Linked DNA regions of Homo sapiens: all the other regions are linked to region 1. A link is a loop called in an ENCODE intact Hi-C map of the cell type or tissue named here. Cell type or tissue: Calu3. All regions are shown on one strand.

Region 1 (2,500 bases):
TGCACAGAAACACGGAGAAAACCACACAGGAACCACATATACAGGTATGTAGATGCCCACACAGAGCCCGCATCAAAAGTACACACACCACACACACACACAAAAATATACACAGGTGCATACTCATGGAAGTACATACTTGTATGCACACAGGTACCTGCAGAGAAGTGTGCACATACGGATATACACAGAACACACACAGACATACATAAAAGTATATACATACAGGTTCAGACAGAGAGACATTTGAAATCAGGTCCATATAGAAAAGTTAATATATACACAGGTACATATAGAAGTCTGCACACCCAGAAATGCACATGGGTTGACATACAGAAGTGTATAGTCACAGGCACCCACCCTCTCATTTAGCTGTGGACTTCATTTCTCCTGTTAGCACAGATAATAGAGTCGGCTGTACCTGCTTCCCGCCATGTAACAGCAACCTCTTATATCCCATTATGGTTTTTTAAAGAGTTTTCATATACATTATTTCATCTGCAGTAGAGGAAACATCACTGTCCTCACTTTGAGAATTTGGAAACCCAGAGAGTTAGGTAATTGGCTCTAGGTCACACAGCTAGAAACTGGCAGGACCTGGATTAGAACTCAGGTCCTGTCTTCTTCAGAGCTGTTTCATTACACTCCTGAAATGAGGACAAAAGGCAGAGAGCACAGTGACAAGATTTTGCATTAATTGCATTAATTTTTCTGCATTAACTTTAATGCAAAATATTGCAAATAATTTAACAGCAGCACATAACACAGCATTTTCATTTTTCATAATGGCATTGCAAGAAGACTGCATGGACTCTCCACCCTGTTGACAAACACCCCAGGCAATGAAAGAGAGCGTGATAGCCTCTTACTTACCATTCAGAAGGCAGGTGTTGAGAAAAAGTAGCAGAGTGAAAACGGTTGCAGATGCCACATTTTCCTTCATGTTGGCTGCCTTCTCTTGCTGCAGGAAATGTATCAGAAGTTCACTGGAAGAGAAGGTAGCAGGTAACTTTTGTGAAATGGCAGTCTGGTCAGGCACATCCACCACTTTATTCTGGGTATTTGCAACTGATTGTTGCTCCTTGCTTAATGTGAATGACAAAATAGGAGGAAAGGAATGTAGGAAAATGTAACAGGGTTGGATGGCTTGGCACAGAAACATCAATTCACACACGCTGGGAAAATTTCCACCACCAGAGGTCCTCAGATGACAAGGTAGAGAGTTCAAGGGGCAGCAAGGCAGTCAGTTCCTTTGCACACACCCCAGAGAAAAATTGTTCTCTTTCCACCCCATAGCCACCTAACAATATATCATCCATCTTATGTAACATAGATTGTATGTCCTATGGGAGAATCCTACGAGGGCTCTTGCTCTGGTCCATCAGCCAAAAATTGTCCAGGCTGAAAAGTCAGTACCCTCAGTACAATCTCAACATAACCATGCTGATTCCACCAAATTAGGGAGGCTTTGAAGGTTCAAGCTGAGAAGGTTCTGGAAGTCTTCTGGGTTATATGCATTACCGCAAAGCGAACCACACAATGCACTCTAGTGAACCTCCACGTGGTTTCTTTCTCCTGTTTGGAAAGCCCCATAAACAAAAGGTAATAAATTCTGGTAATAATTTAAATTCCTTGGGTTCAGAGTATTAAGTAAATTCTGAACCTGCAGGGGTTGGGAGTTTGGAATAATTTATTATTAATACTAATATTATTACCCTTGGAACAACGTTCAAAGCCTCTAAATGGCCTTGTAAGAAAAAAGGATTTTTAAAGACATTTGGAAAAAAAGGCTCATTAGTCTTGTTGGACTTCAAACAACTGAGAAAACAATAGATTTAATGAACTAAGTGTAAATTCTTAGAAATGCACGGCCTAAATTTCTCTTTAAATTTTTATTGTTTCATTTTGTTGTTGTTGTTGTTGTTGTTGTTTTAATCAAGGGAAGAACATTCAGGATCAAAGCTGCCGATCTTGGGACATTTGAAACGTCTGAGTGTGTTTGATGAGCCCCTGAAAGACCAGCTTTTGCTACTGCTCCTTGTGGGACGTACTCAGACATGGAGAAACGATAGCAACAGTAGAGGTTTGGGCACCCAGGTACCATCAATTAGCTCTTTTTTTTTTTTTTTTTTTTTTTTTTTTTTTTTTTTTGAGACAGAGTCTCGCTCTTTCGCCCAGGCTGGAGTGCAGTGGCGCGATCTGGGCTCACTGCAAGCTCCGCTTACTGGATTCACGCCATTCTCCTGCCTCGGCCTCCCGAGTAGCTGGGACTACAGGAGCCCCCCACGATGCCCGGCTAATTTTTTTTGTATTTTTAGTAGAGACGGGGTTTCACCGTGTTAGCCAGGATGGTCTCGCTCTCCTGAACTCGTGATCCACCTGCCTCGGCCTCCCAAAGTGTTGGGATTACAGGCGTGAGCCACCGTGCCCGGCCAAGTAGCTCTTTCATAATGAGGCTCCAGCTTCAGTAAAGGATCCCGGTCCAGTGGTGGATCCTGTG
Region 2 (2,500 bases), 510 kb after region 1:
AGTACTGAGAGTTAAGTGTTAGGATCTCTAATAATCTTACATAATTTTAATATTAGAAATTGAGGACAAGATGGCAGATAGGACACAGGGCTAATGTGCAGCTGCCACTTGGATGGGCAGAACAGTGTGTGGAGACTCGCACTATGAACTTTTGCTCCAAGAACCTCTGCAGGAACATACCAGGAAAATCAAAATAATTCATAGATCCTTTGAAAGAAGTGGCATGCTGTTGCAAATTCTGTGAGACAGAAAAAACTGTGAGTTCCCAAAGTGAGAGGGGGAAACCTGCCACTGAACACATATCCCCACTGGGGAATCTGAAAATCCAGATTATGGGAGAAGGATTTAACCTTACTTAGAGCTGAAACAGATTTAGAGAGCCGTGCATAATATAAAAGTAGAAGCAGCAGTGGAAAGAGCCTTGTAGGTGCTCCCAGTCTCCAGCCTGAGCCCAGGGAAGCCATCCCTGACTGTATCTCACAGGGGCCCTCGAGGGAGACAGCCAGCAGAATCAGGGAGGAGTCGCAGGATTAAAGAAGCTTCCAACTGAAATTAGTAATAGTTTTGACAGGGTACAAATTTTCTTGAGCAGAATCTGGAGGTCATACGTGAACTGCTGCAGATACAAGCACAGGAGCCACCAATGACAGTGTGGGCAGATGGGGATGGGCGATGTTTGGAAGCTGTGCTTGCTTTCTCAGTGGGGAAGCTCAGGGTCTGGGGCAAGGTCTGAGCAGGGCACTGCAAAAGTGACATGAGCCTTGCCAACTGCCTAGGACCTAGGTGAGGCCTCTCACTACCAGTTATCCACCACTTCCCTGGTGAACTATATAACATAGCAGAGGCAGCCATAATCCCCTCTGGAAAATAACCCCATTAACCTGAGAACCACCTCCCCTTCCCCCTCAGTGGCCACAGCAAGCCCTGCCCAAGAAGAATCTGAGGCCAGACCCACCTAACCCTGCCCCCACCTGGTGGCATTTCTTTACCCACCCTGGTAGCTGAACATAAAAGACAGAAACTTTTGGAAGGCTTATAGCCCCACCTATTGCCTGAGAAAACAAAATACTTACCTTGGCCAACTTAGGGCAAGTTTAGATATCCCTGCTACTACTGCAGCTGGTGTGCTCTCTTGAAAGTGCCACCTCCTGGCTGGAGGCCAACCAGCTCAGAACATTACAGAAATTCATTACAGAATAACCATGATCCCAGGAAGAAGGAAACAAGAGCTAATTCTACTGCTTGCAATATCTTGGCTAACCAGAGGTTCCGAGTATGCCCACATGACAACTTCACTGCTCACATAACCAGCATTTGAGAAAGCTAGAACACGAAACATATCTACAACTGATATGGTTTGGTTATGTTCCCACCCAAATCTCACCTTGAATTCCGCCTTGTCGTGGGAGGGACCTGGTGGGAGGTAATTGAATAATGGGGCAGGTCTTTCCTGTGCTGTTCTCATGACAGTGAATAAGTCTCACAAGATCTGTTGGTTTTATATAGTGTAGTTTCCCTGCACAAGCTCTTTTATCTTGTCTGCCACCATGTGAGATGTGACTTTCACCTTCCACCATGATTGTGAGGCCTCCTCAGCCATGTGGAACTGTAAGTCCATTAAACCTCTTTCTTTTGTAAAATGCCCAGTCTTGGGTATGTCTTTATCAACAGGATGAAAATGGCTAATACAAAAACCAAAGACTCTCAGAGTCTACTTCACTCCCCTCTAACCTCCACCAGAGCAGGTGCTGGTATCCAGGCTGTGAGACCTGAAGACAGATTACATCACAGGACACTTTGCAGACAGTCCCCACCATCAACAAGGGGAGCCTGGGAGTCCAGGTTGGTGGCTAGACCCAGAAGAGCAATAACAATTACAGCAGTTCAGCTCTCAGGAAGCCTCATCCTTAGGGGAAGGGAAGAGACTACATCAAGAGATCATCCTGTAAAACAAAAGAATCTGAACAGCAGGGCTTGAGTTTCAGACCTTATCACTGAAATAGTCTGTCCAAATGAGAAAGAACCAGAAAAATAATTCTGGTAACATGACAAAACAGGGTTCTATAACACCCCTAAATGATCACACTAGCTCCCCAGCAATGGATCCAAACCAAGAAGATCTCTGAATTGACAGATAAAGGATTCAGAAGGTTGATTATTCAGCTACTCAAGGGGATACCAGAGAAAGGCGAAAACCAACTTAAAATATTTAAAAAAATACAGGATATGGATGAAAACTTCTCCAGAGAAATTGATATCAAAAATTAAAAACAATCACAACTTCTGGAAATGAAAGATACACTTAGAGAAATGCAAAATAGACTGGAAAGTTTCAACAGTAGAATTGAACAAGTAGAAGGAACTTCAGAACTCAAAGATAAGGCTTTCAAATTAACCCAATCAGACAAACACAAAGGAAAAAGAATTTAAAAAATGAACAAAGCCTCCAAGAAGTTTGGGATTATGTTAAACAACCAAAACTAAAAATCACTGGTGTTCC
Region 3 (2,500 bases), 93 kb after region 1:
CCACGGTCTCATGACAAACAAGGGGCTTTGATGGTACTCTGACCAGATCAGTACTTAGAGTCTTCCAGACAAATGAAACCTTTGTGAAGAGAATTTTGCTAAATTTAACCACCATCTATATATGTGCTAGGTCAAATAAGGAACAACTCATAATGGCTGACCTAAAGAAACTGAGGCACTGATTCTACCTGAGCCTAAATCCCAGAGTTAGGTGGCCAAATAGTGCCTCTTCCAGTGAAATGTTACTGCCGACAAAAATATTTTCCCCTCTGTAAATTGTGATGTAGCGTTCTATATAGCAGATAGATTTCCACACAGATAGATTTGACTGTTAGTGTTATAAACAAGAGAAGGAAGGAACAACAGAGAAAGAAGCAATAAAGAAGAAGGCAATCAGAAGAAGCAATTTCATCTTAAACTTAAACTACCATCCAGAGTAGTCTATGGTCTTGTATTTACTGGGAGCATGAAATAAGCTCATTCTGTCATATGCAGTTGATCATTTAGCACTGGGATGGAGCTGCTTTATTTCACACAGAAACAAAGGACTGGAAAACATTTTGCTCAACAGCAGGAGGCCTTTGCTGTTTCCACAGTGATAGATTTCATTTAGATAATTGAGCAGGTGGGATCTCAAGGGCTGAAAAGTGAAGTCTTAAATAAGTGAGGGAATCTGTCCAAGTTCACAGAATCTAAGAAGGGCAGAGGCAGGATTTAAACCCCTGTGGGCTCAGATTCCACAAACCACGCTCTTAACCTCACTGGGCACTGCCTTTGGGATACAATGATCTCTCAGAAGTATTTTTAAATTATACTGCAACCTTGTTAGCATTCCTGTTTCTCAGATTTTCCATATATGAAACAGTTAATGTGGGAAATAATAGTTTGTGGAATACAGACACCATAAACACACTCTTCTTGTTTACCCACTTTTAAACAATTATAAAACCATGCTCATAGTTAGCAACAACCTGAGACGTTCTCTAGCCCCTCTCCCACCCAAGGAAAAGAATTCCCTCTTCAACTGGAAGTTGCGACACCTACTTCTAGCCGTGGTGTGAACACATCAAATGCGGAGTAGGCACTACCCTGCCAAGTGTCCACTCACTGCAGAGAGCTCCAATTGCTAGAAAAACCCGGCCACCTTATAAGCTCATTTCACTGCTCCTAGTTTTGTCATTTGGAGTAAGGAAGAATCTCCTTCTCCTGCTTTCATATGACAGTCCATTAAAGAACAGACAGTCACCACGTTCCTCTGAGAATTTCTCTTCTACAGGAAACAACATGTAATTAGTTGTCACATTCTCTGGTTTCATCAGTCTGTTTCCTTGTCGCCCCCCAATGGACACCCAGTGAGTTGCCAATGTCTCTTGTCAAAGGTATTAAGACATCACAGAACTGGGTACAGGGCTCTTGATATATCCTGGCCTTAAGTCTCAGGTTCTCCAACAAAGCTGGCAGCCTGTGGTATGCCTTCTGGGGCCAGAGAGTGTGGCATGATCCGAGGTCCTGAGTCTCTCTCTCAATGAGCCCATCATATTGGCTTAACCAAAGCCAGTGGTCTTCAGGACACGGAAAAGGGAGTCCCTTAGGCTCCAGGTTTTTTTCCCTTCAGTTCACACTGGGAGAAGGGTCACAGAGCTCCAGTGAAATCTGGTCCTGTTAGATCATTTGTGGTTGGCTGCAGATGCACATGTGGGCATGTGATAGTTTTGATTTAGATAAAAAGCCCACAACTGAGTGGAGTGTTGAAACCTCAGGGTTATAGACTGGTGTATCTGTGAGAAAACCACAACAAGTATGGTATTTGAAGGACCCTAACATTTTCTTTTGCCAAGTTATTCATTCAGAGCCTAAAAGTTTTCAAAGTATTGTCCCCAACTGAAAGAAACCCTGTGATAACTTGAATTTATTTGTATAGAAGTAACTCTACAGTCGATCAGACTAGATGTCAAATGACCATCTCTACTTAGGGTCTGAATTCCAAGGCATCAGAAAGTTTGCCCTTACCTATAAGACCTTGCTCTTTTAGATTCCTGGGATGATATAAAGAATTCCTGATAATTGGAATAACTGGAATTCCTGATAATTGAGATTCATGATAGTTGGCTGATTAAAAGGTTATCCTCAGAAGAGTATTTGAATTTAAGTGGGAGACCCTTAAGCTTTCAAGATAAAAACTGGCCAGGCACGGTGGCTCACGTCTGTAATCCTAGCACTCTGGGAGGCTGAGGTGGGAGGATTGCCTGAGCTCAGGAGTTTGAGACCAGCCTGGGCAACACGGTGAAACCCCATTTCTACTAAAATACAAAACATTAGCCAGGTGTGGTGGCATGCCCCTGTAGCCCCAGCTACTCGGTAGGCTGAGGCAGGAGAATTGCTTGATCCCGGGAGGAAGAGGTTGCAGCAGTGAGCCGAGATTGAGCCACTGCACTCCAGCCTAGGCGACAGAGTGAGACTCCATCTTATAAAACAAAAGAAAGAAACAAACAAAAAACAA

What was found. Hi-C counts contacts between places; a loop is a spot of excess contacts. Peaks named below come from ENCODE experiments on the same cell type or tissue, not always from the same donor. Only the 100,000 strongest peaks of a DNase experiment are listed, where the experiment ranks them.
Region 2: a loop joins it to region 1, with 21 times the contacts of the local background. A loop is called at or near these places in 8 of 110 quality-filtered maps.
Region 3: it touches region 1 in a loop (7-fold over the local background); 42 of 110 quality-filtered maps call a loop at or near these places.

What each region holds. Positions count from the first base shown.
Region 1 is chr5:35,088,678-35,091,177 of GRCh38, forward strand. It overlaps PRLR (prolactin receptor), which reads right to left. Exons shown (of 10, transcript NM_000949.7): 3 at 874-986. The coding sequence starts at 943. Among named protein-coding and RNA genes, the nearest start is that of AGXT2, 42 kb to the left of the region's middle. RefSeq lists an enhancer at 795-1,296. In Calu3, CTCF peaks have their summits at 1,198 and 1,411; a DNase peak (open chromatin) is centred at 1,194.
Region 2 is chr5:35,598,121-35,600,620 of GRCh38, forward strand. No RefSeq gene overlaps it. Among named protein-coding and RNA genes, the nearest start is that of SPEF2, 18 kb to the right of the region's middle. In Calu3, no CTCF peak of the experiment used is centred here; a DNase peak (open chromatin) is centred at 1,041.
Region 3 is chr5:35,182,050-35,184,549 of GRCh38, forward strand. All of the region lies in intron 1 of PRLR (prolactin receptor), which reads right to left. Among named protein-coding and RNA genes, the nearest start is that of PRLR, 47 kb to the right of the region's middle. In Calu3, no CTCF peak of the experiment used is centred here; a DNase peak (open chromatin) is centred at 1,352.